2 separate regions of the Mus musculus genome follow, and region 1 is linked to region 2. The links are chromatin loops, found by intact Hi-C in ENCODE. Cell type or tissue: left cerebral cortex. All regions are shown on one strand. Each heading gives the region's core, and the rest is flanking DNA. Links, peaks and the distances in the headings are about the cores only.

What was found. A loop is a pair of places that touch in the nucleus more often than their neighbours do. Peaks named below come from ENCODE experiments on the same cell type or tissue, not always from the same donor. Only the 100,000 strongest peaks of a DNase experiment are listed, where the experiment ranks them.
Region 1: a loop joins it to region 2, with 8 times the contacts of the local background. A loop is called at or near these places in 1 of 42 quality-filtered maps.

The regions. Positions count from the first base shown.
Region 1 is chrX:38,395,031-38,410,810 of GRCm38, forward strand. It overlaps Lamp2 (lysosomal-associated membrane protein 2), which reads right to left. Exons shown (of 9, transcript NM_001017959.2): 9 at 10,019-10,541. The coding sequence ends at 10,402. It also overlaps the pseudogene Gm4853. Among named protein-coding and RNA genes, the nearest start is that of Lamp2, 54 kb to the right of the region's middle. In left cerebral cortex, for the core only: no CTCF peak of the experiment used is centred there; a DNase peak (open chromatin) is centred at 7,080.
Region 2 is chrX:38,334,948-38,350,727 of GRCm38, forward strand. Atp1b4 (ATPase, (Na+)/K+ transporting, beta 4 polypeptide) reads left to right here. Exons shown (of 8, transcript NM_001290389.1): 8 at 1-1,837. Among named protein-coding and RNA genes, the nearest start is that of Atp1b4, 27 kb to the left of the region's middle. In left cerebral cortex, for the core only: no CTCF peak of the experiment used is centred there; no DNase peak of the experiment used is centred there.

The sequences.
Region 1 (15,780 bases), core at 3,296-11,295, 63 kb after region 2:
GCCAGTACACAAATCAACTGTGAAGGGCCCTCAAAAGAGTAAAAATGCAACTATCATATCATCTAGCCATAACACTAACTATACAAATTGGTCCTACCTACAAGTTGTGCTTGGGTAAAGCTAGAGCAGACATTGTGGGAATGGCCAATCAATGGCTGGTCCAGCTTGAGACCAATGCCATAAGACCACCCCTGACACTGCCTGGAAGGCCAGGATGCAGAAGATGGATAGCTCAGAGACCTAGAATAGAAAATTATTCCTAATATCCTGCTATACTCATAGATTGGTGCCTTGCCCAGTTCTTACCAGAGACTGTTCCCCCAGCAATTGATGAAAACAGATACAGACACCCACAGCCAAACATTAGGCAGAGCTCAGGAAATCCTGTAGAAGAGGGTAAAGGAATGTAGGAACCATAAAGTTTGAGGACATTGCAAGAAAACCCACAGACTCAACTAACCTGGACTCACAGGAGCTCACAGAGACTGACCAGGAAGCCTGCATGGGTCTGATCTAGGCCCTCTGCACGTATGTTACAGTTGTGTAGCTTGGTCTTCTTGTAAGATTCCTAACACAGGAGCAAGGGCTATCTCTGACTTTTATTCCTGCTTTAGGAACCTTTCCTCCTACTGGGCTGCCTCATCCAGCCTCAACAGGAGAGGAGGTGCCTAGTCTTACTGTAACTTGATATGCCATGGTTGGCTGGGAAGCCTATTCTTTTCTGAAGAGAACTGGAGGAGTGGATGAGGGGGACAAAGGAGAGGAGGGGGGAGACTGGGAAGAGAGGAGGAAGGGAGGTGAAACTGCAGTCAGAATAGAGAGGGAAAGAGGGAGAATATATTTATATTTATATTTTATATTTATCTTTATGTAATGGACTGTAAACCCTACCACAGAGACCACACATCCATGTATATTGCTGTACTCTTCATAATAGCTAAGAAATAGAATCAGATCAATGGATAAAGAAAAAAGTGTTCAATATATACAATGGATTTTTGTTGCCTTTTTTTAAAAATGAAATTATGGGGCTGGAGAGAAGCCCAACCATTAAGAGTACCAGCTACTCTTCCAGAGAACCTGAACTCACAACCACCTGTAACTTCAGCTCCTGGGGATCTAACACCCTCTTCGGACCTCCACAGACACCTACACTCACCTTCACACACACAACACATAAGGGTACACAAATACATACAAAAAATAAATCTGTACAAAAAGAAATAAAATTTACAGAAAAATCAGTAGAACTAGAAATCATGTTAAGTGGCATAGCAGAAAAGTATCACATACATTTACAAAACATTTTCTCTCCTGTGGATCCCAGTAAAAATACACATTTTAACTTTATACATTTATGTCTTTGTGGATGTGGTTACTGGTCATGACACTAGAAAGGGGACCATGACATAAGAGTGGATCCCCTGGGTCTGGAGTTACAGATGGTTGTGAGCTGCCCTGTGGATGCTAGGAACCTAACCTCGGTCTACAAGGTAGGGGGAGTGAAAGTCATAGGAATATTGTTGTGTGTGTGTGTGTGTGTGTGTGTGTGTGTGTGTGTGTGTGCACGAACATGAACACACACATGTGCACATTGTATGCATTACTAGTGCATGTCCATGTGCGTAAACAAAGATCAGACAACATTGGGTGTCCTGGTCTGTCATTTTCTGCCTTATTTGCTTGAAACAGGGTTTCTCTTTTTTTTTTTTCATACATTTTTATCGTGTTTCCACTCCCCAAACTCATCTCTCTCCAATCCCTCAATCAAAACAAATAAAAAAAACAGTAAGATTTTTAAAAATCAAAACAAAATAACATACACAAACCAAAACAAAACCAACAAAAAAAGCAGAGGGACATTCAGCCGGTGGTTCGGGGAGACATACCTTCCACCTTAGACCATGGCCAAGCTCATCTGTAACTTCACGGAGACGGCACCATCGATGGTGGCCGCTGCCGTGACTTACTCGAAGCCTCGATTGGCCACATTTTGGCACTACGCCAAGGTTGAGCTGGTTCCCCCAACCCCTGGTGAAATCCCTACAGCTATTCAGAGTGTGAAAAAAAAAACCATTCAAAGTGCTAAAACTGGTAGCTTCAAACACCTTACAGTGAAGGAAGCTGTGCTGAATGGTTTGGTGGCCACTGAGGTGTGGATGTGGTTTTATATCGGAGAGATCATAGGCAAACGTGGCATTGTTGGCTATGATGTTTGAAGACCAATCTTTAACTTCTGATTTGAGTTCTTATTTGAATGTTCTTGGACCATGTGTAACGGGACTGCTATCTGAATAAAACACTAGGTGTTGAAAAAAACAGAGTTTTTTACTGGCCTTAAGTTTGCCGTTTCTGGTCCACTGGCTGGCAAGGAAGTACGTACTCCCAAATCTAGGGCAGTTTTGAAAGAGTTTCAAGAGATGCTTACCTTCATATTTAAACTTCTGGCCATAATCTGTAGCATATCTTGTCTAGTACATCCCTCTACTCCTTTGTAGCCATATTGACCCCCCCCAAAGCCCCCAAGGGTGCTTTCCTCTCTAGGTCCTTGTACTTTCTCTGCATTCTATCTGCAAAGCTTGTTCCATAGCTCCCTTCATAGCTCACACTCCCACCCCAGTCAAGTCTCTTTGAACTGTCATCTTGTCAATGAAGCATTACCTGTCCAGCCAGTTTTAAATGGCACTTCAGAACGGAAGAGATGGCTCAGTGGGTAAGAGCACTTGCTGTATAAGCTGAAGGATCCCCATTTGAAGCCCTAGCTGGGTATGGCCATGCATACTCATAACCACAGCACTGCCCTACATTTGGGAGTAGGAGCTGTGTATCAGAGCTCAAACTGCCAAGTGTCCTAGCTACAGTGCACTTAAATCCAAGGGATGACTCTGGGATAGGAGTGACATTAAGGAAAGCGAGGACAGAGAGAGAGCCATTTAGTTTCTTAAACACACTAATGCACAGTCGAAATGATTCATGATGCAGAAGAATCTGAGGGCAGAATGATAATGATATGTGATCAGAATAAATGGATGAGGCTAGCTTGGAAAAAAAGATCCTCAGAGCTTAGCATCAGTAATAAGGCACACTGCAAACTGGCACTGAGCTTTCAAAAGGCACGTTGCCACAGAACTCATCTACCCTTCCAAACTCAAGAATAATGGAGTGTATGTATTGGATTGATTAAAGGCAGGCTGGCAGAGCACAAGTCAGATTTCTGTGACTAATACAAGGCAAATGCTCTATAAGCCTGAAGCATCTTAGAGGAGCAGGACGTATAATGCTAAATGGTATGGTCTGTGGAGGCAGACAAACCTGAACTCAGATAGCCGCTTGGCCACTAACTTCAATGCTTCAGTGACCTCACTTCTGTGAACTGGGAATGATAATTTGCAACCTCAGATTTACTGTCCTGAATGACACAATGTGGGGCAGGAGCTTAGCCCTGGAGCAGCTCACTGAAACTAGAGTTGCTATCAGGTGGCGGTGGTGCACACCTTTAATCTCAGCACTGGGCGGGGGTGGGAGGGGGGGCAGAAGAATCTCTGGAAGTTTGAGGCCATCCAGAGCTACATAGTGAGACTTTGTATTGAGAAAAGAAATTAGAGTTGCTTTGCTGGTTAAAAAAAGAAAAATGTGTTTGGGGGGGGAGGGGAGGGCAGTTGATTTCCATGCCGCCATTTCCATTTGGTCAGTTGTAACACAGACTTTTAATTCCAGCAGAGTTAGATGGATCTCTGTGAGGTTAATGCCAGAGCAAGTTCCAGGACAGTCAGTGTTACACAGAGAAACCATTTCAAGGAAAAACAAACAAAAACACTATGTACCAAAACTTGTTGTTCATTGTGCATACCTCTTGAAACAAAGCGATCCAAATTTACAGTGCCTTAAAAATACATAAACAATAAAAGTAATGGAAAAGAGGAAATATTTCCTCTGAGTTCTAAAGGCAGTAGTGCTCTCAGGGATTACATACACTGAACTTAAAAGGTGATCCTTCAAATTGACTTACATCCATAGGAACCCTTACAGACAATATACATGGAGTATTCTTGCTAGCTGCACTTGTTAAGTATTGAATTGTGAATACATTCAGTAAAGGAGATGAAACAAGAAATATTCTGTTGAGACTCCCCTTCCCTAACCAGTCCCACAAATCCTGTGTAGAGCCACTTTTCCAACTAAAGTTGTATGTGGTAGTGCTGCCTATAATATCAGTACCCAGGAGTTAGAAGCAGGAGGCTCAGGAGTTCAAAGCCCCAGCCTGGGTTATATGTGATCATGTCTCAGAAAAGAAAAAAAAAAACAGTGGATGGCAATAAAACATGGAGCAGTCACAAAATGAAATGCTAACATTTAAGAATGGTGGTTGCTGGGAATTGAACTCAGGTCCTCTGGAAGAGCAGACAGTGCTCTTAACCACTGAGCCATCTTTCCATCCCCATGAATTGTCTATTTTAAAGGTTCTAGTAGTTACCTTATAATGGGACTTGAGTCAAATTGCAAACCTTTAAGATCATGATTTGTGCTGGCATGTCAAAAGAAAAGGACTTAAAGCTATAAATCAATCTAAGCTCTTAAGGCTGTGTACACAGAATAAAAGTGAGGTTATCCATGGTGGCATGGGATGTATCACCTTTATTAGCGCTGATGTATCAATCTAAAATCACACATATGAGATCAAACAAGGATACTTTATTTTCCCTGGATCCATTAGTTCTTTAAATGGGACAAATCCAAAACTTGAAAGAACAGCAAGCATCAGTTCTCCCAAAGAGGATTAGGTAGAAAATGATTCACCATTCACAAGTTCAAAGTCTTAGTCTGATCCACTGTTATATTGGTGTAACATGAACTCACAAAGAAAAGCTAACTGAACACTCAACTCAGTTCACAGACTTTGAACTTCACTGGAATTGAAGCAACTTTTTTAACCTCCTATGATTTTGTATTTCAATGCTCAGAGACTAAAAGACACATCTGCTAATTGCCTAAGATAAAGCCAAAACACCTAATGAAGAATTAGTTACATTAGTATCCTGCTCAAAGAGTAGAAAGGTTTTGAATATACCCATATTTTTGGAGTCTCTCTGAATATTCAAGTCATATACTTAGCAAGCCAAAAAGTCCATTTAATTAATTAGGCTTCAAGATAATATCCAAAATATATATTGAAAGGAAGTCACTGTTCTTTACAGTACTGGCATTTTGGCTAGATGACTTTTGCTAAATAACAAATAAGCAGAAGCCGTTGGAGGACGTTTTGTTAAAAGCCGTTCTGTATCTATTAGAGCAAGTGGAGAGGGATTGAGTTACCCACAATTCTACACAGTTGGGTGTCTTTGCTTTTGAGATAGACAGAGATAAGATAGCAGGAAAGCATCTTGGCAAACCTGCTTTCTTTTTAATAGGATTTCAGAACTGCAGTTAATGGTAAAATAGCCTGGCATCAGCTCGTGGCAGCAGCACAGTGGTGAGCAGCTGCAGTATGCTCAGAGGTAGATTGGGATTTGATCATGGGATCTGCTATCAAACTAACATCACTTAGCCCAGTGGTCCTCAACCTTCCTAATGCTGCAACCCTTTCTGTTGACCCCCCCCCCATCCCAAAACATTTTTGTTGCCACTTCATAACTAATTTTGCTACTGTTACAGATTGTAATGTAAATATTTTTGGAGACAGGGGTTTGTTAATGGGGTCAAAATCCAGAGGTTGAAAACCACTGACTTGGACTTAAGATTACTATTTTAGGCTTAACTAAAATCTCTGAAGTGAAAACAGATCTTTGGACTCTTCAGTTCTCAGTAGAGAGAAAATAGCTCGAGAAAATTCAACATCTGCCTCGTGCTAGTATCAGGTGTGCAAAGCTGGCATGTGGGGCATAAACATGCACAGCATTAAACACCCAAAGTAACTCAGTGGCTAAAGAATCCAACAAACACAAGGAGACGTAGTGTCTAGGACCTTACTCCAGAAGCCACAGGCACTCATGGCCCCGACAGGGATACAAGACTCTATCAAAATCAATACATTTGTAAGATCATCCCAGGTGAGCTTTGGTTAGGCAGCCACCTGACAGACGACATGTCAGCGTCCACTAGATTCCACAGTTAGCACTTGGTACCAGGAGAAGAAAAGTCAATGCATTAGAAATATCAATTCTTGAACTCACTGAGGCACAAAAGTGTACAGAAGGGTTTTTCTTTTTGTTAGTGCAGGATAAATTAACTTTCTGAACAAGTTAAAGCTGGGAAACAATTCTAAATTATACCCTTAAAAAATAGGCCATTCTAAATCAACACCTTAAAAAAAACACGAACAGTATTGCTTCATCTTGCAGTAGAAATATCAGGTTTAATATAATCAATACACCCCAAACTGCCAAAGCCAAAAAAATAAGCAAACAATTCCTTCTTAAAATATAGTAGCTCTGAAAGTAATGGAGAAATAGGCAGATTTTTCTGTTGAGTGTAGTCTGTTTTAGATGCTACTTTTAAGTTGTGAGGCTGGAACCCAGAACTTCATATATGCATGCAGTATCACTGGGTTACATCCCAGACCTCTTTTTATTTTTGGTTGTGAGCCTAGCCTTCAATGACTGAGCCATCTCTCCAGCCCCGAGACCCCTTTCTAAAGTAACAGAATTACACAGATTTAAACAATTCTCCTTAGAAGGTACAGAAAGTCATTCCTTTTATGAGCTAAGTTTTATGTTTGTCTTCAAAGAAGATGAACTATAACGTTTCAAAACTTATTTTGGGAAGCAAGTGACATCCTCTTTCAGTTCTGATTTTGCAAATAACATCAAAGTAGCAAAATACAACTAAGTGCAACATATAAAATTATACTTCGGTAGAAATGCTTCCAAAATTGGATCCAGATGCTTAAAATTATGTACTTTAAAAAGACAGTCTAAGTTGTAAGTTTTCTTTAAATTACATCTTAATGAACAGAGAAGAAAATGGCAGAAATAAAGACTGGTCCTAATCCATTTTTAAAGTTCTACTCATGCCCAAGCCAGCTTGCAACTCACTGAAGTCAGTCTGTGGATCCGATTTATCGCACAGCAATTCCTGGCTTTTGGCCAATGGAAGCACGAGACTGGCTTGATTAGACAGACTGATAACCAGTACGACTTTTCCGTCTTCCAATCATGTAAGATATAAACACAGCAATTATAAGGAAGCCCAAGGCCACACCCACTGCAACAGGAATAAGAAAGTTGAGGTCAGAGTCAGCAGCACATTCCTCAGCTGTTAGAAAAGAACAGAGAGACAGCAGAGAGAGCCAATTAGTAAAGAATACAATGGGAGGAAGAAGCAAACATGAAGCATTGACAGCAGAGACACGTGCTATCATTTTCTTTGGAGTATTACTTAATCAACATCCACCCGAACATTTCACAGCAAGACCACTGTTTAACTTTTCATGTAAAAAAAAAAAAAATTCTCAGTACAGAAAGGGAAACTGGGAAATGGTTCAAACTCTGAATTAAGCTTATACAATATTGAGTTATAGTACTTGCTTATACAACTTCAGAGTTGCCTGATGGCATTAGGGAAATTACTGCCTCTGCATCTCCTCTTCCTTTCCCCCCTGCCACATCTAGACTTAAAGTGTTAAGTGGGAAAGAGAAGCTAGCTCAGTGCTAGAGTGCTTGTCTAGCATGCCTAAGGCTCTTGGGTTCCATACCAAGCACATGGGGGTGGGGTGGGGGCTTCTAGTCAAGTAAAAGACAGGATCAAGGTGGGTTCTAGCTTTTTAAAGATTTATTTGATCTTATTATGCAGGTATTTCACTTATGTGTATGGCTATGGACCACATGCATCTAGTGCCCTGGAGGCCAGAAGAGGGCATCTCATCCGCAGAACTGAAGTTACAGGTGGGTGCTCAGAGTCAAACTCAGGTCCTCCACAAGACCAACAAATAAATATGCTTAGTAATCTCTCCAGCTAATGTTTTGTTTTGTTTTTTCCACATAAGCATTAGGTAGCTCACGGGTTACAAATAATTCTTTCCAACTAACTGATGGTCGTGGTGAAGAATAGCAGCATCAAAGGCATGTGAGTCCGTCCTATGGAATCACCAGAGCACAGCATGAGCAATGTGGACACTAAACTCTGACCCCCAGACGTAACTGAATTGGAAATCAGACTCTGAAGTAATAACTAACTTAGGGAAACTGCCAAGTTATCTAAGCTGGGCCTCCCTCCCTTCCACGAATGCTTCCATTATATAGTACTTGAGAATTCAATATGTTTTAAAGAACCTGGGTCACAGCAAGTGAGCCACAATTACTCAGCCCCTTCCCTTTTCCTCCTGTGTGTATGATCCAAAGAGGCTTGAGTTTTGACAACACAGGAATCCTAACAGTTGTGTCTTAGTGGACGACTGAGAAGGCCTGCATTCATTATTTCAAAACGACTGAAGCAAGTCAGCTCTCAAAATGCCACCTTTGGACCCAGGAGCTCAAGTTTTAATCAATCAACATTTTACTATTGAATGATTACATTTTATTGAGAATTTAATCCAAATACTAACGGTTTCATTGCTGCTGAACATGTAACATTGAGGAAGTCACATCCCTTTTCACACAGCTCTGGACTTAAGGAGTACCTAATCACTAAGGTCTTTTCAGTACAAGGCTAGAGCCATGAATAAATTATAATGTTTTGTGTTATCTGAGATTTTTCTCTCACACTTTTGTCACTCACACAAACGTTGTCATGGTTCTGAAAACATAATGTCGATTTCAATAACTACAATTAGCCTATTTTTTTTTTGGAGGACTACTGTTTTTCAGAAAGCTCCTTAACAGACACTGACAGCTGGATACCTAAACACATTTTCACTGTTAATTAGTACGTGACAGAAACTCTGAGCAAGCCAATATACACATTAAAATGAATTAATGATCATTTCAGTGTGTACATGGTCTCATCTGTTAAATCCCTTGATTTATTTATGTATTCCATCAGCACTTCACTTTTACCAGGAAAATGTTTCAATCTGGACTATCTGCCTAGCTCATTTGGATGCCAACAGCCTCTTTCTCCACCCCCTCAGAGCTGTGCCCCACCGCGGCTGTCTTGGAGAAGCAAGAGCATAACTGCTGTGCTTCATTGCCTCCCTTCTGAGATTGCTGTTAGCTTACATTTCATAAGTACCAGTCTGATGACAACACTAAATAGATTTTAATGCTCCAGAGATCAACAAGATGAGGTAGAGAAACACAACACAATCTGTCCTAATTAGTTCATAGAATCCTCTATCCTTCAGTGCTAACCAGGCATCCAAAGAGGACGAGAGCGAGGGGAACGGTTAACTGTTTGAACCCCTTCCGTCTGTAGTGCTGAAAAAAAAAACCATTTTCTTAAAAGCCCGGGATGGGCATGGTAACACATGCCTGTGACCCTTATTTAGCCAGCCAAGGCAGATGGATCTGAGCTTGAATCCAGCCCGGACAACATAGCAACTACCAGATCAGCCAGAGCTACAGACAAATTCTTTTAACACCACCCCCCCCCCCAAAAAAAACCTTCTAATTAAGAAGCCAGTCTGAGCTCTGTTATAACTTTCTGAGCCTGTTTTTAACCTATGTAAAAAAATCACAAGTTTGAGAATCAATTTCATATTTAACTTGAACTCAAAAGACATCAAGTCATAACCTTTAAAAATGTAATACTTAGCTGGGTGGCGATAGCACACACCTCAATTTCAGCATTCAGGAGGCAGAAGCAGGTGGATCTCTGTGAGTTCAAGGCCAGCCTGGTCTAAAGAGTGACTTCCAGGACAAGGGCTACACAGAGAAACCCTGTTTCAAAAAACCAAACAAACAAACACTCTCTGGTTCCTCTTCAGTTCTTATTTAAAAAACAAAAAACAAAAACAAACTGTGGATGGCCCTACGGACTCTCTACTTCATCCCTCCAAAAACCAAGTCTGTGAATATCTGATAGGTATTTTAAGTATATGCAAAAGCTAGTAGTGGTGAGTTTAAATTAGGACAGCTGTTACAAATTGAAACAGAACACCGGTGGTCAAGCAGTGTTTATTAATTCCAGTAAGATACAACTCCATATATCTTTTCTTATAATGGTCATGTTAATAAGTTTAAGGCATCTTAGGTTAGGATCCCAATTTGGCCAAAGCTTCTTAAGACAGACCTTAAAACATTGCATATGTGTGTTTGTTTTCTTTTCTTTTTAAAGCCAATCTGCATTTTAAGCAGATCAGAGAAAAAAAAATTCAAAAAAAGACTTATCTCAAACTTCGGGGACTAATTTCCGAATGAAAGTTCCAAGGTGTCTGTCTTAAGGAGCAAAGTGCTTCATACACTGACAGGTAAGACAACTTTGTTTTTTTGTATGTATTCTGTAATATAATCAATCAGATTGCAGTTACTAAAATTGCTCATATCCAGTATGATGGCGCTTGAGACCAATAAAATAAGCCAGCAACACTAGAATAAGTACTCCTCCCAGAGCTGCTCCCACCGCTATGGGCACAAGGAAGTTGTCTTCATCTGCACTGCAGTCTTGAGCTGGATGTGGAGAAAGGACAATTGAGAACAGAAACAATGGCATTTCATATGTCTCAATTTAAGTTAAAATGACAACCCTTCCCCCTGCATACAGATTTTTACATCAAAATGGCAAGTCATTGGCATTCATTATCAGTAGTGATATGATATTTCATGAGATGTTGCACCAAAAGTTTTTTTTTTTCAAGCAAAAACAAAAAACAAGTACTTCTATGCAGTTCCCCTTCATAAAAAGCAGTCATTGGGGGGAAAAATGTGTATAGTGAGCACACACTCCCAGGCTTCTTACAGAAATTTGCTTTCCCTTGATCAGCCTGGAGCTTCCAGAGCTAACTATGACATTGAATCCTCGATATTAGAGAGTACTAACTCACCAAATAAACACGTATATAAAGCAGACACAGAGCTCAATGCATAGAATGTGAGCTCACTTAGTAATAAGGAAAGATGATTAATCTGGCCCTGCTGGCTTCATGCTGTTTATGTAGTTGAGGGAAAAAAGGGTATTTATTCACTACTGGTAGGAATGTTCTAGTTTAGCAACCATAGAAATCAGTATCAAGTTTCCTCAAAAAGAAAGAAAGAAGGAAGGAAGGAAGAAGTCGGGCATGGTGGCACCACCTTCAGTCCCAGCACTTGGGAGGCAGAGGCAGGCGAATTTCTAAATTTGAGGCCAGCCTGGTCTATAGAGTGAGTTCCAGGACAGCCAGGGGAACACAGAGAAACCCTGTCTCGAAAAACAAAAAAGAAAGAAAGAAAGAAAGAAAGAAAGAAAGAAAGAAAGAAAGAAAGAAAGAAAGAAAGAAAGAAAGAAAGAAAGAAAGAAAGAAAGAAAGAGGGAGGGAGGAGAGAGAGAGAGAAGAAGGAGAAGGAGGAGGAGGAAGAGGAGGAAGGGAGGGGAGGGGAGGGGAGGGGAGGGGAGGAGAGGAATCTGGAAAAAGGACAAGCCAGGAAGAAGGCACGTTGATAGGAATGGGAGGAAAATAAAAGGTGAGAGAGTTCTGATGAGAATATATAGGTATTTCAAGTTTTCAAAGAAACAAAATCTAAGAAAAGAAAAATTAAAAAGAAAAAACATGTATATAGCAATCTAGGAGTTCCACTACTACTTATGTATCCAGAGAAAATAATTTAGTATCTCAAAACAAAAGCCTTACTAATAGAATTACCATATAAGCCAGCTATCCCACTCCTGAGTAGGTATCCAACAAATGAAATCAAGGTCAGAGATACTTGCACATCTACACTTATTCCAGCACTAGTCACAAGATATATCAAGACCTAACCCAGATGTCCAACAAGTAAGTAGATAAGGAAACTGAATACACACACACACACACATATATGCATATATATGCATATATGTGTGTGTGTGTATATATATATATATATATATATATATGTATATATATATAGCCATGAAGAAAAGTGCAATTGTGTCATTTGCTGGAAAAACTGCAAATGAAGTTATGTTAACCAAAATAAGCCAGAATAACACAAATATCAGTTTTTATATGTAGATTTAAATGTGTATAAATACAAAGGAGAATGTGAGAGGGGTAAAAGAGCTTCTAAAGAGGAAGGAAATGGTACAGATGTGATATACAGGTAAAGGTTTCGATGACCTGAAAGCAGCAAGAGGAAAGAAAGGACAGGGAAAGTACTGGGGAAGAAGAACATGAGAACATATAATGCAATATATATATTGAATGATATAATAAAATGCTGTATGATAACATAAAAAATAAGATATGTAATCTGGTGTGAGAGTCAAACACAGAAATCAGTAGTTACAAATTCAAGATGTGCTATGGTGGGGCAAGCAATACACAAAGAATCATGGAGATATTTCAGGGATTCGGTCAACTCAGCTTAGTTAAATAAGACACTTTGGAAAGGCAACATTTGATGTGTTCTAAGACAAACAATTAACCATTAATTAATTATAACTAACTATGCAGATAGTGGGGGCACTGCAGATGTAAGAAACAGTGCAGAGAGCCAGGTGGCGGTGCAACACACCTTTAATCCCAGCACTCAGGAAGCAGAGGCAGGTGGATCTCTGAGTTTGTGGCCAGCCTGATCTACCTAGTGAGTTCCAGGACAGACAGGGCTATACAGAGAAACCTGTAGAGAAAAACAAAAAAATAAAAACAGAAACAGTAACAACAAATAAAAGCAAACAAAATACAATGCAGACAAAAACATGGACAGTAAGAAAACATAAAAACACCAGGAGCAATGCCAAGGAAGGTGACATAGAACAATTGATGGAAGCCAGAAAAAGTGTATTTAAGACCAGCTCACAAAAGTACACTCTTCAGTGGTTCTGTCTTATCCCAATGGAAAAACAAACAAACAAACAAACAGGAATTCAAGCAGGGTACACTTCAGAGTTGCAGATGGAAGACTATACAAGTAGTAAGCTAGGAGCCACCTCTATCGCTAACAACCAAGTGACCAATATTCCTGAACTGGGTTAATGACGTGTAGGTGCAATGGGGAGACCACAGATCCATTTAGAAGGTAAAATTGGCAAAAATGAATGTGAGGAGTGTAATGGGCTGCAATAACAGGATACTTTCTAGTTCCACACTTCAGTGGTTCTGCAGATGCTGGTGCCCTTCACCATGACGGGAATCCAAAAGAAAGAAATGTGAATTTTAGTCATGTTGCATTTATAGTTACTGAAGATAAGTGAGATAGATCATAAAAGGAAGTATGTAGAAAAGGGAGATACTCAGTTTGGGGTTGAATTTAAGATGTCTGTGTCCTTAGCTATACCATTCGTGAGTACATACCTAAAGGGGTCTATCCTACCACAAATACCTGTACATCTGTATTTACTGCTGCATTGTACATAGTAGTAAACTAATTCACAGTAGGAAACAGTCTAGATGTCTATGAAAGGGTGACTAGATAAAATGTGGTGTGTATATACAATAGCATTTTATTTGGCTATAAATAAAAATGAAATCATACCATTTTAAGTCAAATTGATCAAACTAATATTAGCATGTTGAGCAAAATAAGGCAGACTCAAAGACGAATACCCCAATTTCTGAAACTCAGATACTGTATTTTAGTTTGTATGTAGTCATGAAACTAGATTGACAGACTGAGAAAAGGATTTTTAAGGAAGGAGTGTAATACATGTAACGTGAAAGCAGGAGAGGGGGAGGGGAAAGCAGCAGCAAGAATGAGTGTGTGGGAAACCATCATAATGAAATAGTCTGTGTAGCATTTTTAAAACACTAAGAAAACAAGACATCTAGTTTCCAAACAAAACATCAATAAACTGGAATGAGTAAACTGAAAAGGGACCAGAGAGAAAACCCCTAAGAATACTAATATTTGAGGGACTAAGGTATAAAAATAGACGTAGGAAAGGCAGGTAGAAGATGGTGTCACAGCTCAGGAAGGGGAGAGCTCCCATTGTCATGAGAAGAATTTAACATGTTAGAGAATTCTAAAACAATGCCTATAGGATCTAGCAATGTGCAGGATGAGTTATGAGTCAAACTGCTGCAGAGACAACTGAATGGCAAGTGAAAGCTAACGATCAGTCACAACATCAAGGACTAAGAAGAGAGTCTTCTTTATAAATTTAAGATTAAGAAAAAGACAGCACGGGGTGCTTAGAATAGGGACTTCAAGAAAAGGTAGCATCTGGAAGAGATAAATTTGTCTGTAAGATGAGATAAATGTTCATAAAAAGAACAAGGCTAATGAACAGCATTATATATTATACATTATAATACAGAGTATTATACATTATACATTATAACACAAAGTAATAGCTCCCCTTTATGAAAGCAGACTTTGGAGGTTTTTAGAAGTTAGGGTCTTTTATTACCATCTCCAGTTTGAAGAGATACTTATATTTAGTTAAAAAAAATGTTTTAAAGAGCAAGGCTAATAATGACATGTTGAAGATGTTCGATAGAAGGTTTCCTAGGACCTAGGAGAAATAAGATTCCAGAAGAACTGATCATGAAAAGTCTAATATGACTACAGGGAAGGATGGAGAACTAAGACACTTGCAAAGACATACAAAGAGAATCAGGATGCTGAAACACCACTTACTAGTATTACCCACTCCCTTGCTTCATGTTGCTTAATGTTTTCTTCCAGGGGTTGGACTCTACCAGAGGTTGGTAAATTACACAGTTAAGTAAGCCTATTAGGATTATGCTAAGATAGGAATGAAGAGGATTAGAGTTAATAAGAGCAGCACTAGCTGTTCTTCGGAGGACCTGGGTTTGATTCCCAGCATCCACATGGTAGCTGCTCACAACTATTCATAACTCCTGTTCCAGGGGATCTGATGCCTTCTTCTTTATTCAAAAGGCATACAAGTGGTACACATACATATGCACAGGCAAAAACTCATATACAGGAAAAAAGGAGAGAAAGGAAAGAGAAAAGAAAAAGAAAGGGGAGGCTGCAATGCAGTGCTGACTATGCTCTGCAATCACAAAATGTACCAAGCTCTACTCTGACTGCCAGCCTCTGGAGAAGTACCTGAAAACAAGATGCAATCCTAGAGTTTATAGAAAGTTTGACATTGGCTTTGGCTGCCAAATTGATGGTCATTTTAAACTGTGTTCTATTAAGAATCCAGAGAGTCTATGATGCTGGATTTGACTTGAGGACAGTTGGTACTAAAGAGTTCCCAGTTAACTCCGCCCCTTCAATTTCCCACATTACCACCCAGCCTAGAAACTATTTGGTGGCATATACCATAAAATATTATGCCTTGGATTTTAAAAAATTCATTAGTAGATTAATTTCTTATTTTGGCAAAAAGTCTCAACAGTCCTCTCTTTCCCAAATTGGGTGTTTGACCTAATACTGAGATGACTTTCATAAATACTGCCAATAAGGCTTTCATGTAAGACAAATATTCCCAGAGCAAATCAAAAAGGCAATTCACTAATACAAAGATCTTTCTAGATGCTGTCATTTACTTAAAATGCACAATTAGTATATGAAATACTAATTTATAATAACTATTGATTTTATAAATTCAACTTGAAAGAATTTGTAGGTAACTGAAACAAAATCTGATTTTAAAAAAAAAGTTTTTTTTTACTCTGTTCTCTGCTGTTTTTGAAACAGGATCTCATGCAGTCCAAATGGAACTCAATTTTGCTATGTGGCCAGGGATGACCCAGAAATCCTGATGTGTCTCCACCTTCCAAGTGCTGATTATGGATGTGCTATACCACTAAAACAG
Region 2 (15,780 bases), core at 661-8,660:
ATCTGATCTACTCTACAATGTTTAGTTTCTCCCAAATTAGGGAACTGGAAGACTAATGGGGAAAGACAAGTGAAACCTGGCTATAATGTAGGGTGACAAGAGACCTAAAAATAGTATACGGAAATGCTATGGGAAACATGAGGCACAATGACTCTCTCCAGCTGTGACAGTAACAGAGGAAATGACACATTCGAAGCCATAAGCATGAAGACATCTTGTGCTTTGGTGATTCTGAACAGTTCACATGAGAGCTCACGGGAAGGATGAGGAGACTGAATCGCACAAGTACTTAGAGATGTTGAGAGAAAGGGAGTCTTTAAAGTGGTTTAATCAGGAAATCCCTGTAAGCACATTTGCATTTGATCAAGAGCACTGGGGCAGTCATAACATCAGGAGTGAATCCATGACAGAAAGGACAAAACCAAGACAGGAATTGGGGGAGAGGAGGAAGAGTGGACAAATGAGCCCAGGATTTTGAGCTTGGCAAAAATCAATGAGATAGTGATATTGATAATCGAGGAATAAAAGAGAAAGAGATTGGAAAGGAAGCTGTTGAGGTCACTTTGGGACAGTTTTATCTTGTGAGTTCCTCTGGTCAGACACTGATGTAGAGATATGAACACATGTAGAGTAGAAGAGAAGGAAAGCAGAAGACAAAAGCAACATTTGATGATGTGAACTCATTTAGGAAATATTTAATCTTGGGAACTTGAGCCAGTTATGTAAACACACTGATCTAGCTCCTAATGTGGTGCTTTTCTCTGGGTCTTGTTGCAGAATGGGCTGCTATTACTCTTGGGAGTCTCCCTTGCAGAGCCCTTCTAAATATTCTCCATACTAGTGAGGGGCAGACAGCATTTAACAAGCAACAGAAGATGAGCGGGACGGCAGGGCTACATAAGACACCAACACAAAAATCCCGACTCCTCCGGAGTTACTTTCTCACAAAGTTCAAGTTTCCTAGCCTTTGAACAGAAAACTAATAAAAAATGAAAACGAGAACAGCTTGAGACCATTTAAAAATGGCCTTAATCAAAACCTTAAGATTTAATAGCAAAAGAGTATACAGCATCTGATCTGGAAAGGATCTTTAAGGGAAACAACCTGCATTGCATCTGACTCCAGGTCCAGTGCTCTCTCAACTCAGAGCTGCTGCTTACCAGGAAGTACCATCTTTTTAAAAGTCAACAGACCATATCCCAAACATTCTGAAACATGTCAAACTTGAGTTAAAATAGTTAACATTTCACAGGAATTCAACTACTGGTGCTATATTTTATACATAATACATGGTCCTGTTGAATATGTTTAACTATTAGATAAGAAATTAGGAATGATTTTGTCATATGTGTTTCTCATTCGGTGGCAGATATAATGTCCACAGTTTCAAAGAAGTATTCAAAAGTACTAAGACAGTTTGTGCTGTCAGCTGGAACATGAAAAATGGCTTTCTTATTCAAAACTGGATATTATACAGAACTGGATTAATGAGTATGTTTGTTCATGTGCAATTCTAACTGTTCAATAAATTTCTAGTTGATTAATTTAAATGGGCTCCCATACTGTGCTGTACCAGGATTTGATTTCTATACCATCTGTTGCAATGCACTTGGCTTTACTTGTCAATGAGAAATACTACTTCCACATGGCTTCATGGTTTTGTTCTTGCTATAGTTTATGTATGCGTTTTCACTTTTGACTCCTTTGAAATCATTATTTTAAAGAAATCATCCTTAGGCATCCATTTACTTGGAGTCTTCGATGTAGAAAATATTTATACTGTCTTGGGGAGTTGGTGCCAACAATAAACGAAATAAAAAGCAATGTATGATCCCTCTTTCTGGATCTGATCACTGACTCCACACACTCTCCACACCCCCTACACCTCCCCCCCCCACACACACCCACAGGGATATTGAACAGCAAGCCACATGGAAGGAAAGCTTGACAACTGACAACCTATTAGCTGAAGGCTGGTTTTCCTCTCTATAACAGCAGTTCTCAACCTTCTTAATGCTGCGACCTTTTAATACAGTTTCTCATATTGTGGTGCCCGTCCCCCCAACCATAAGATTAGTTTACTGGTACTTCATAACTGTAATTTTGCGTCTGTTTTCCAATGGTCTTAGGAGACCCCCTATGAAAGGGGTTGCAACCCACAGGTTGAGAACTGCTGATTGATAGGGACATGAAGATAAAAACTGATTTATCTAAGAATATTTTTCTTTCCAGTATTCAGTTTTCAATTTCTCAAAAAAACTGCTTTGTCATAGCCATCTTGCTTTGCCCCTTTATTTTACCCTCTTTTTCTAAACACTTGGCCCCCATCATGACCAGCATCTTCCTTTATCAAGGTTGAATCCTGCCATAAATTGTTCTATTTATATAGGACATGTACACGCTAAGTGATGCTTTGAGGTGGGGGGGGGGTGGAACCAAGATCTAAATAGAATCCCTGCAAACACTCAATGGAAGCCTGGCTAGGTGGCTTCCAGGCATATCTGACCACCCAAACTGACTCCCAACTTGAATCTTTCCTGGACATAGCAGCTGAAGACAAATATCCCCAGCTCTTTATTCAACTTAGAGGCTTGGCTGCAACAGGGATATTTTATTTCCTTGGAAGTTTCCCTAGCTGACAATCTACTAGATGTTTCATTTGGGATATATTAAGAAAAGGGATAAATACATTTTTCTGTTCTTGCCTCTTCATTAGAGTCCATTCTTTTGCTGAGTTTCCCTTAAAATATCTGTATATATTAAAGGAATTTAAATCATACAAAAATGTGATTTACACTGTGCATTTCTCCATGCAGAAATGTTTTAAATTCATGTTGTTAAAGGGTGTATGGGGGTGGAAGAGGGAAGGAGGGAGGAGAGAGGGAGAAGAAGAGGGGAGGGAGAGATAGAATGGAGGGAGGGGAAATGGTGATGTGTGTTGGGGGCAGTGAAGGTAGACAAGATTGATGACTGCAAAATCAAGAAAAAGAAGTTCTTTAGCAGAAGCCAAAAATATTTGATAGGGAGATCCAAAAAATTTAAGAACAGCCTAGCAGATTTCTCTTCAGAATGTACTGTCTTATAGGTTCCTTAATGAGCAAAACATTAATCAGAGTCCCAGCAAGAAGTAAATAGCAATGGGTAACTTGATAATAATCAGAAGAAGGCTTAGTTACAAAACTATCATTTAAAGAAAGCATACGGGGCCTAGCAAACACAGAAGTGGATGCTCACAGTCAGCTATTGGATGGATCACAGGGCCCCCAATGGAGGAGCTAGAAAAAGCACCCAAGGAACTAAAGGGATCTGCAACCCTATAGGTGGAACAACAATATGAACTAACCAGTACCCCGGAGCTCTTGTCTCTAGCTGCATATGTAGTGGAGGATGGCCTAGTTGGCCATCACTGGAAAGAGAGGCCCATTGGTCGTGCAAACTTTATATGCCTCAGTGCAGGGGAACGCCAGGGCCAAGAAGTGGGAGTGGGTGGGTGGAGGAGTTGGGGGGGAGCGTGTGGGGGACTTTTGGGATAGCATTGGAAATGTAAATGAAATAAATACCTAATAAAAAATTAAAAAAAAAAACAAACAAACAAAAAAAGGAAGCATAGATGAAGGGAAATGCAAATAACATAGTAACCCAGCCTAGCAGTGGCTGAACACTTGCCACTCCTAGAGCATGTGGTTCAGGGGCAGGTGTAGGGTATGTAGAGTTGTCTGTCTGGAGAAGAGTGGTGGTTTCATTGAAAGATTAGGAGAGCCTAGGTGATGGGTGGTCATCTAGAGAGGGGAAAAAGAATACACACTCAATCGTCTTCACTCTGCCTCCTGCTAGTAACTCTCCTCAGTCAGATCAAGGGAACAAAAATAGCAGCAATTGCGATTCATGCAGGTCAGCCTTCCAGGGAAGAACCCAGCATGCAGAATACTAAAATGTGTATCTGGGAGGTGAAAAGAGCAGGTACCTAGCATAGCTGCCAGGTGGAAGTTCTGTGGGAAGATTCTTTGAAGCCTGCAGAATATAAGCAGTCACTGAACCAACTTCAGCCACAGGGTCAATTTTGCCTTTATACCCAAATCTTTTCAGTGCCAGTACAGTCAAAAGCATCAACTCTACCATTATAGAAAGCTTTTCTCTGTTCTTCAGTATTCATTCTCTTTTTAAATGCCCCACCTTCTCTAATCCAGTGTCCTTTGGTGTGTCATTTTGAATTATTTTGCTTGCTCAGGACAAAACAAACCAATGAACAACAACACCAGCATCCAATTTTACTGAAGGCAAAAGGGGGATTGCAAAACTTGGATATGATTTGGCTTCTGGCATAAGTCATGTCCAGAAACTCAAATATGTCATTAGGGCGTCTCGTGTTTCTTTCTCCATGTCTCCCTTCTGCTCTCTATTGTGCCAGCCTCATAATCAGGTTCCGCAATTAAGACAGGCAACAAGGCTGCCAGCATTACTAGACTGTACTAATGGTACCCTGAAAAGCAAAAAGGCCTCTCCTGAAAGTTCAAGTGAAAAATAAACATTTGAGTCCCCTCAAACTTTCTATAAGACAGAAAGGGAACGAACAGTAACAAATTCAGTCTAAGAGCCAACATCACTCTGACACTGCAACCACAGAAAGATATAACAAAGAAGGTATAACTAAATGAATTTCCTAACTAACACAGATAGTGAATTTCTCAGTGAAATTCTTCCAAATTTAATTCAAGAACATATTAAGAAAATCACATCCAATGCCCAAACTGGTTTCAATCCAGAGATGCAAAAATTCATTCCCAATATGTTAATCAATAAGTACAACTCAAAACATAAGAAGACTTAATGACAGAACGCATTTGATCATCTAAATCAGTGCTTCTCAACATGTGTGTCACAACCCCATTGAAGGCCTAAGGACCCTTTCACAGAGGATGCATATCAGGTACCCTGCATACTGGATATTTACAGTAGCAAAATTACAGCTCCGAAGTAGCAACAAAATAGTTTTATGGGTGGGGGTCAGTATAACATGAGGAACTGTTTTAAAGGGTCACAGCACTAGGAAGAGTGAGAATCACTGATCCAAATCCAAGCAGAAAAGACCTTCAACAAAGTTCAAAATATTTCCGTGATTAAAGCCCTGAATAACTAGAGATAGAAAGAGCATACCTTTGGGCTGGAGAGGTGTGTAAGTGGCTGCTTTTCCAGAGGTCCTAAGTTCAAGTCCTAGAACACATGTGGTAGCCCACAACCATCTATAACTCTAGCCTCATGAAATCTGAAGCCCTCCTCTGATGTGCAGATAATGAAAAACACTCCCCCACACACAGGGAATAGATTAATAGCTGGGTGTGATGGCACATATCTTTAAACTCAGAACTTGAGAGGTAGAGGCAAGCTGATCTTTGTGAATTTGAGGCCAGCCCGGTCTACAAATGAGTTCTAGGACAGGGAGAGCTACACAGTGAGGCCCTGTCTCAACAAGAGAGAGAGAGAGAGAGACAGAGACAGAGAGAGACAGACAGAGAGAGAGAGAGAGAGAGAGAGAGAGAGAGAGAGAGAGAGAGAGAGAATAACAAATGCCATACATGACAAATCTAAAATGGGGGAAACTGGGAGCTCTCACTCTAACATCTGGAACAGAACAAGGGTTTCCATCATATCTACTTGTTCAATTCAGTGCCCAGAGTCTTAGCTACAGCAGTTAAGACAGGAGAAAGAAGTAAAAACTATATAATTAGGGAAAAAAAAGAAGTCAAATTATGCCTATTTGCAGAAAACAATATCTTATAATTAAAAAGATCCTTAAGTCTTCACCAGAAAATGCTTGGAACTGACAAACATTTTTTTTGGCAAAGTAACAAGATACCAAATCAGCACCCAGCATACAATAACAAAAGGGAAGAAGTAGTGGGAGCGGGGAATGAAGGAGAGTAAAGTGCGGTGACGCATGAAGATGCCATGATTAAATATCTAATAAAAAAAACCTATTCGTTTTTATTCTAACCATCAAAATAATTATACAAATTAAATAAAATAATTTTTAAAATCTTCTGAGTCCCCTATTGCCTTGGATTGGTACCAATCCTTGAGTGGATACCATGAGAACTTTCTGACTGCCATGCTTGATAGATTGATATCAATGCCACTCAAACAACCTACACTAGTCTGGGGAAAGTGATCTCTCCAAGGAAACCTGAAATAATATCACCAGACAAGGGGGAGTGGGTGTACTCCTTTTCATCAGGGACCTGTCAACCCCCACACCACCTTATGTCTGTTTGCACCTGAACTTTCAGAGTAAAGTGTTTTTTAAATGTTTACAACAAACAATTCTTTCACCCTAATCTAGCATTGTTTCAATTCTTTTGGATGAGGAAAAAAGAGTAGGGGAAGAAGGGAAGAGAGGAGGGAGGGAGGGAGGGGAAGGGAAGAAGGGTAGGAGAGAAGAATAAGGAGGATGAAGATGATGAGGAAAGACCCTGATATGTTCTGTTTGTCATTACCAAAGAAAATATATAAATTTTCATTAACTTTTTGGTTCATAGAAAAGAGATACGCCTTCATAAGAGTTCACTTGAATTGAAAAGCTGCTTTGACTCTGACCAAAAATAAACATGAGGTCAGGAAGTAGAGCTTGGTGGTACAGCATTTGCTTAACTTAATCCCCAACACCATAAAGAACAAGAGGAGGAGGACGTGAAGAATGTGCCACATATTCATAAGTGAGGAACAAGACGAGGATGACACCTTTTCCCCCTTCAGTCTTCTAGGTAATGACAATCTTAAGGAGTACACTAAAAGATTATGGAGCAAATGGGCAATGTCATCAAGACTGAATGATTAAACATTAATTTACCAAAAAATCAGTTGTCCCTCTATACAGTAGCAACAAATAATTACTTTAATTAATGGCATAGAAGCTGGTGAGATGGCTTAGTGGTTCAAAGCACTTGTTCTTGCAAAGGATTCAGGATCAATTGAGAGCACCCACAGGGAAGCTCACCACTGTTCATAATTCCATTTCCATGAATCCAACATCGTCTTCTGAACTCCATGAGTACTAGGCACACATGTGGCAGAAAGACATTCATGAGAACAAAAAACACATAGATATAAGATACAAATAAATAGTAAAATATAAAATAAATAAAATGTAAAATTAATGAAACAAGTCAATGGGTTTATTTCTAAACCTTTCATTCTGTTTCACAGGTCTATGTTTATGCTCTTATGCTGATGTGATACTGACTTAAGTACTGTAACTTTGCAATACAGTTTAAAATCAAGAGTTCAAGTAATGTCTCTTTGGGAATTAAATATGGAAATAATGGAATGGACTCATACTTGCCTAGGCTAGTCTTAGTTCTGATACCTCTGAATTTCTGAACAGACAGCAAGGGACTCAACTGATCATGTGGTGGTTTTAAAAAAAATGGGTCCCATAGGTCCATAGGGAGTGGCCCTATTGGGAGGTGTAGCTTGGCTGGAGTTAAGTGTGACCTTGTTGGAAGAAGTATGTCACTGGAGGCAGGATTTGAGGTCTCAGATGCTCAAGCCATGCCCAGTGTCACTCTCTTTCTGCTGCCTGCCAATCCAGATGTAGAACTCTCAGCTACCTGTGTAGCACCATGTCTGCCTGTGTGCTACCATGCTTCCTGCCATGACAATAATGGGCTAAATCTCTGAACCTGTAGACCAGCCCCAATTAAATGTTTTCTTTTATAAGAGTTGCCATGATCATGATGTCTATTCACAGCAATAGAATCCTAAGACAGTAGCAAGCTGTCTACCATGTTCCACTTATACTCCAGATGTATCAGAAGTTTGTTTTTACAGAAAAGGGCATTTATCCAAGCTGTAGTTTTGCTTTTCTTAACCACAGGCCAGTACACTGTTATTTGAATTCTTAACAGAATATATGATCATTTGGTATGTAATATCACTTAAAGTTGAATTAGACCAAAGAATTTCTCATATAGCAAAGAAGATACAAGAATTAGCCTATGATGATGAGCTCTACAGATTCCATACCACATAATATGAAAGTTGGTGCTGTGTGTTTGTGCATAAATATGTGTATGTGGTGTGTGTGCGCACAGTGTAGCAGAATTGTCTTTTGAAGGACAGATAAAGCACCAACCACTGTCAATAATCTGTGAGTATAGAATCTCATTTTTCAGAATATGGTACATTCATTAAGACAAAAATTTATATAATCTATGCCATCAGAAAGAACACATGAATTCCAAAACAAAGGGGCATTAAGTATGAAGAGCTGCACTTACCATTACTACCGTTAACACATCAAGAGGCTTTGTGTTTGTCAGACATTCTAGAGTTAATGTCCTGGCCCTGAAGTGACTCACTCCAGCATAAGATTATCTCCATCTTGCAGCTATTGATACTTGGGCTGGAATATTTATGGTTGTAGCACTGCCCTGTGCACTAAAGGATACTTAGTAGCATCCTGGTCTTCTATCTGCTAGGTTCCACTATACAACTCTCCTAATTGTTATGAACAAAAATGTCTCCAGATGTAAGGGCTGTGGATCAGTGGTAGAATACTTGCCTAACTTGCAAGAATCCTTAGGTTCAAACCCCCACATTGACCAAAACATATTGCCAAATATTCCCTGAGGAGCAATGGCCCAATATCATCATTCTAACCAATGGAACTACCACTACATGTTCTGATATCCTTGCATCCAGGAAGTTGAGACAAGAAATATCTCCATCGTAACTTGTTCTGTTGAGCCTGATTGTCAGGAGGTGGTATAAGTGATGCTGTGACACAATGGGACAGAGGGTAATTTTGAGATCAAGCAGTCTCTGGGCAGAAGGAGCTGCTAGACTGGCTGGCCACTCTGTCAGAGATTTGGCCAGTAAGGTAACAACAGGGGGAAATGGATAAACAGTTTACTACTTACATAGATGGCATAAGCAAATACATAATGTCAGTTCCCCACACAATCCCATAAGATGATACCAAAACATAGGGGTCAGAGGATAGATGACAAAACTCATAGATTACTTGTTATGGAAAAGCCAATTCTAGAATGAAAGTAAATGGTGTTAATCCTGTGTCTGTGTACTAAGAAGACCAAGATACGCAGTCCTGTGTCTCCCTGTAATGAGGTGTACAGATAAGAACCTGACTCATGACACCCTCCCACAATAAACAGAAGCTCATGAGAAATAGCCTGGGATAGCAATTCAAAATTTGCTGGGGGTGGGGGCAGGATCTTGCAATGTCACCCAGACTTGCTTCTGCCTTCCAAGAGTTGACATTACAATTGTGTACAACCACACCTATCTTTTTTATTGTTTATTAGAGCCTTTGTTACATGTCCCAGGCTAGCCTTGAACTGTGTAGCTCATGTCATCCTGTCAATTCTGACTATAAATGAATAGGTCCAGTGATCTCTTATTATGTAGGACATGATAATAGAAAATCAGGCATCTCAGGGAGAAAGACCGAGATCAAATCAGCAAGTAAATGGGCCACTGAATCAGCCAATGGAGTAACTGAGAGTAAGGAGAATTTATAATGGATTTTAGAGAAAAGAAAACTGTATTATTCAAGGTTCTCTAAAAGAACAGAACTGACAGCATATATATATATATATATATATATATATATATATATATATATATATATATAATTATTAGAGTGACTTACAGGATATGATCTAGGAAGTCCAACAATTACTATCTTCTGATGGAAAAGCCAAGAGTCAGTAGTTGTGCACTCCATGAAACTAGATGCCTCAGTATTCTCAATCTGGTGCCAGAGAACTGGGGAATTCCTAGAGACTTTGCACTGAACCTGGAAGGCTGAACCACCAGTGAAGGAATGCCTTGACAACAGTATGGACGAACTTCCTAGTGAGAGTGAGATAAGTCAGGCAAAAAAGTAAAAGCTTCCTTCAGCCAGGTCCTTTTATGAAGACTGCATAAAAAATGTGACCCAGATTGAGGGTGGGGTTTGCACCTCAAATGTACTGGATTTGGGGTGTGTCTTCTCACTTGAAGTGAGCCAATCAATTTCGCCTCACAGGCGTGACCAAGTCCCTAGATTTTAGCGGATTCTAGAGGCAGTCCAGTTAACAACCATGATTAGCCAACACAAGAGGTATTTTTTTTTTCCGTTTTGGCTTGTAGCTCTGGAAACAGCTCACAACCTCATACATGGTAGGCCAGAGTTCTAACATGGGGCTACATTTCCAGCCCTTGATAATTAGTTTCAATTTAATGTTCTTTCCTTTTCTAAGTTTTTCCTCATAAAGAAAACCTCTCAGGAGTCCTGTAAAGCTTTTCCCAGATATTCAAAACAAAATGTACCCAAGAAGACAGAAAATATGTGCTTTTCTAATTTTATTTTCTAACTATGTGTGTGTGTGAGAGAGAGAGACAGAGACAGAGAGACAGAGAGACAGAGAGAAATTAAACTCCCAGTTGTGAGGCTTGGTGGATAAGTCCTCTTACTGGCCTACAAACTCATTTTAAATCATTCCACTTTATTTTTTATGGATTTTTTTAAGCCAAAGTATCTTTTTTTATATAAAACACTTGTGGTGGTTTGCATAGGTACAGCCCCCATGGACTCATGTGTTTGAATACTTGGTCCATAAGGACTGGCAATATTAATACGTGTGGCCTTGTTGGAGGAAGTGTGTCACTGTGCAGATGGGCTTTGTGGTCTCTTCTATGTTCAGACCAATGTGAAAGAGATCCTCCTCCTGGCTTCCTGCAGAAGACAGTCTCATCCTGGCAGCCTTCAGATCAGGGTGTAGAACTCTCAGCTCCTTCTCCAGAACCATGTCTGCCTGGATGCTGCCATGCTTCCTGCCATAATGCAATAGCAGACTGAACCTCTGAGACTGAAAACCAGCCCAATTAAATGCTGTCCTTTATAAGAGTTGCCTTGGTCATGGTGTCTCTTCATAGCAATGGAAGCCCTAACTAAAACACCAGCTCTTTAGAGGTAATAGTACATATCTTTAACTTATTACTGTATGTTACATCCTATAGTGTAATATATCATTTAATAATTGGTATGTGAAGTGCTATGTTTGGTATATCGTTTGAGTGTGTTTCACAAAAGTTTATGGGAAGACAGCTTCCAGTAGAGGCTGGTATAAAGGAAGTTTGGCTGTATCTTGCTTCCTGTTTCACCACGTGACCACATGAATTCTCACTATTATAATATTTTCCTGGAGACCTTCACCAGAACCACACAGATGCTGGCACTTTGCTCTTGAATCTCCAGAACTGTCAGATAAAAAAAATCTCCTTTCTTTATAAAGTAACCAGCCTTGGGTACTTTGCTATAGGAATGAAACACAAAACAACAACACAGGAAGTTTCAAACACACACTTTCATTTTTGTGCAATTATTTTCATATATTTGTCTACTCTGTGTTATAAAGACACACTACACTATGCTATTTACTTTAGCAAACTATGGTTTTGTTTGTGCATTATAACTTTTGTGCAAACATATTATTTTAGAATAGGAATACATAGAATTTAACTGCCAAGCAGTAGTGGCACACACTTTTAATCCCAGAATATGGGAGGCAGAGTCAGGTGGATCTCTGTGAGTTCCAAGCCAGCCTGGTGTACAGAGTGAGTTCCAGGACAGCCAGGGCTACACAGAGAACCTTTGTTTCAAAAAATAAAACAAAAAAATTATTTAACTATTTCTAAGTTGTATATTAAGCTTATTGCCACTCTGTTTTACAAACGAGCATTCTTATGGAAAAATGAATTTACATACTTCTGGTTGTTCGGGGTATATTTTTATTATAATAAAAAACTCACATAAGTAATATATGTTGGCAAACATCTGGAATATCAGCACATGTGTTTGAGGCTAACCTGGGCTATGTAGTGAGGTCCAGACTAGCTAGCCTGAGCTACTAAATAAGATTTTATTTAAAAAAAAACTTTTCAAACACACAAAACTTGACACCTTAACCATTTTAAATACATGTTTCAGTGGCATATACTGTGTTTAATATTGTGAAATAGAGCTCTGGAGCTTTTAAAATATGTTTTTAATTAAACAATAATTATATAATTTACCCCTTCACTTTCCTTCCTCCAGCCCCTCCCATGTCATCTTCCTCCAGTGACCTCCTTCAGCCTTTCTCAAGTTGATGATGGTTTTTCTTTCATTTAAATCTTGCTAATTTGAAATCCTATATGTATTCACAACTTCCCCTCCTCCCAGCCTCTGGTATCAACCATCCTATTTTCAGTCTTTGTGCATTTGACTACTTGGATATCCTAGGTAAGTGGAATCATATACCATTTACTTTTTGTGACTAGCTTATTTCATTTATCTTCATATCGTTAGAATTTACCCATGTTAGAGCATATGTCAGTATTTCTGTGTGTATCCATGTGTACATATATGTTCTTATGTGTACAGGTACATGTGTGTATGCCCATGAGACTAGAGGTTGACACTGGGTATCTTCCTCAATTGTACTTTTTGAATGTGAACTTATATATGTATGTGTGTATATATGTTGTATGTATGTGGTAAGCTCTGTGTGTGTGTGTGTGTGTGTGTGTGTGTGTGTATGTGTGCTTGCACATATGTACAGATGTCAGAAGTCTTTCCTAGTTACTATTTGCCTCATTCATTTAGGCAAGGTGACTCAGTTGAACCCAGAGCTCAATGGTATTGTCTGTTTTAGCTAATTGGCTTGCTTCCATTTCTATCTTCCAAGCACTGGAATTACATGTAGGCCACCATGCCCACCAACCATATGTAGGTACTGGAGATCCAAATTGAAGACCTCATACTTGGTGATATACAAGCTATTTATCCACTAAACCATCTCCATAGACCTGCCTTAATTTTTAATGCAGGGTCTCTTACTGGAACCCATGGCTCACAAATTGGGCTAAGATGGCTGGGCATTGAGCTCCAGGAATATGCCTGTCTCTACTTCTCCAGTGCTAGGATTCTAAGCACATACCACCAAGCCTTCCACATTTCTTGGTATCAAACTCAAATCTTCATGTTTACACAGCAAGCACTTGACTGGTCTCCCCAACCCTAGTATTTCCTTCCTTATAAAACTAAATAGTATTTCATTGTATGTTTATACCTTGCTATCTGTCTTTACATATAGCACATATAGTCAATGGACGTTTGGGTTGTTTCTAGCTCTTGGCAATTATAAATAGTTTTTCTATAAACATGAACATGCATGTTCTCAGGAGCATCAGTATTATTTTTTTTCATGATGGCTCTACCATTTCAGAGTCATAGCAACTATTGAGTTACTCTCATTTCTTGACCATCACTCGTCTTTTATGTGTTTGTGATAATGGGTGTGAGGTGATAACTTGCTGTAGCATTAATTTTCATTGCTTTGATCATTAGTAATCTTGAGTACATTTTTATTTGTCTCTTGAACACTTACAAAATCTATATTGGATATTTCTTTTATTGCTGTGACAAAATATCTGATAAAAGCAACTTAAGGACAAAAGGGTTTCTGCTGGCTCACAGTTTGAGGGATAGCCCATTATGGTTGGAGCTTGGCAGCAGGAACCAGAGACAGCTGATCACACTGCATCCATAAACAGGAGGTAAACGTCCATTCTTAGCTCCTTTTCTCCTTTATATTCAGTCCAGAACCTTATCCATGGAAGGTTCTTCCCACCTTGCCTAACCTAATCCAGAAAATGCCTCAGAAATTTGTCTCCTAGCTACGTCTAGGTCCTGTCAAGTAGACAATATTACTCATAACACTATCATCTTTGGGAAACGGTCTATAGAATACTTTATTTTTAATTTCCTTCCTTTTTTTCTTCCTTCCTTCCTTTCTTTTCTTTCCTTCCTCTTTCCAGTCTGGCTGAAAGGAATAGACACTACTTAAATATCTGGGTTTCTAACCATTCTATGTGGCTTATTCCTTAGCCTTGGGTAGTTTTCTCAAGTGCATGGATCCATAGGTACCTGGGAGGACCATCGGTGATCCAGGGCACCCTCTGTAAGTCTCTGGAGTTAATTCTACATTTACAATATTTTACTTAGTGCTATGTCTAACAAAACCTACTTCCTTTGGTTGCTGCAGATTCTCTCCTCTCCTCCTCAGGTCCAGCTCTTACTTGAGTTCCTCCTCTCCATGCCATGGTCTAGACAATATGTATCACAAACATGAGGCTCAACTCATGGCTCCCACTTGTCAGGGATTACTATCCTTTATTATTCTATATGGCCCATGACTAGAAACATCAGTATTCTGTATCTTTTGTCCATGTAAAAATATTTTCCCTTGTTGAAGACTAAATCCAGTTTATAGCATAACAATTTGATTGATGCTGAAAGTCTGCCTCGTTTGTTTTATTTATTTTCTAAGTTGGTATGTGCAAGGGCAACTCTTATACAAGAAAGCCTGACCAATACATATACAGATGCTTGCAGTTAACCATCAGACTGAGCCCAGGAATCCCAATGGAGGAGTTAGGGGAGGGACTGAAGGAGCTGAAGGGGTTTGCAGCCCCATAGGAAGAACCCCCCAGAGCACCCAGGGACTAAACCACCAACCAAAGGGTACACATGGAGGGACCCATGGCTCCAGCTCTATATGTAGCAGAAGATGGCCTTGTCAGGCATCCATGGGAGGAGAGGCTTTTGGTCCTGAGAAGGCTTGATGCCCCAGTGTAGGGGAATGCCAGGGAGGGGAGGAGGAAATGGGTAGGTTGTGGAGGACCCTCATAGAAGCAGGGGAAGGGTAGATGGATAGGGGTTTTCGTGAGGGGAAACCTGGAAAGGGGATAACATTTGAAATGTAAATAAATAAAACAACCAATTTTTAAAAAAAAGAGAAACCATTTAGTTGGGGCTGGCTTACAGCTTCAGAAGTTTAGTCTATTATCCTCAGGGTAGGGAGCATGGCAAAATGCAGGCAGACATGGTAGCTAAGAGCTCTGCACCCAGATCTGCAGGCAGCAGAATGAGAGAGCCACTGGGCCTGATTTAAACTTCAGAAACCTCAAAGCCCATCCCCACTGACACATTTCCTTCAATAAGGCCACAGCTATCCCAAACAAGGACACACCTCCTAATCCCTCTCAAGTAATGCCATTCCCTGATGACCAAATCTTCAAATATATGAGCCCATGAGGCCATTCTCAGTCAAACCACCACACAAGATAATATGCTCCATTCTGGCATGTCTGTTCGTATATGTCCTTTTACTTTGTTCTTACTCATCCTCGTTCCTCACTATCATCCTCTTTCTCTCCTTCGACTTAAAAAACAAAACAAAACTTGTTTCTGTGTGTGCAAGTCAGGCCTCAGTCTGAATAATAGAACTACTCTTTATCTCTACCTCTGCCTTTCTATCTCTCTGTGTATATGTGAATGTGTATGTGTGCATATGATTTTTTAAAGATTTATTTATTCATTTACTATATATATAAATACACACACACACACACACACACACACACACACACACACACACACACACAATGTTGCTCTCTTCAGACACTCCAGAAGAGGGCATCAGGTCCCTTTACAGATGGTTGTGAGCCACCATGTGGTTGCTGGGAAATGAACTCAGGACCTCTGGAAGAGCAGCCAGTCCTCTTAATCGTTGAGCCATCTCTCCGGCCTGTGCATATGATTTATGAGACAGGATGTCACTATGTAGCTCAGACTTCTTTTGAACTCATGGTCTTCCTGCCTCAGCCTCTTGAGTAATGGGATTACAATTATTTCCCACTAGGCCCACCTGTGCGTAACATTTTAAAACATTTGTA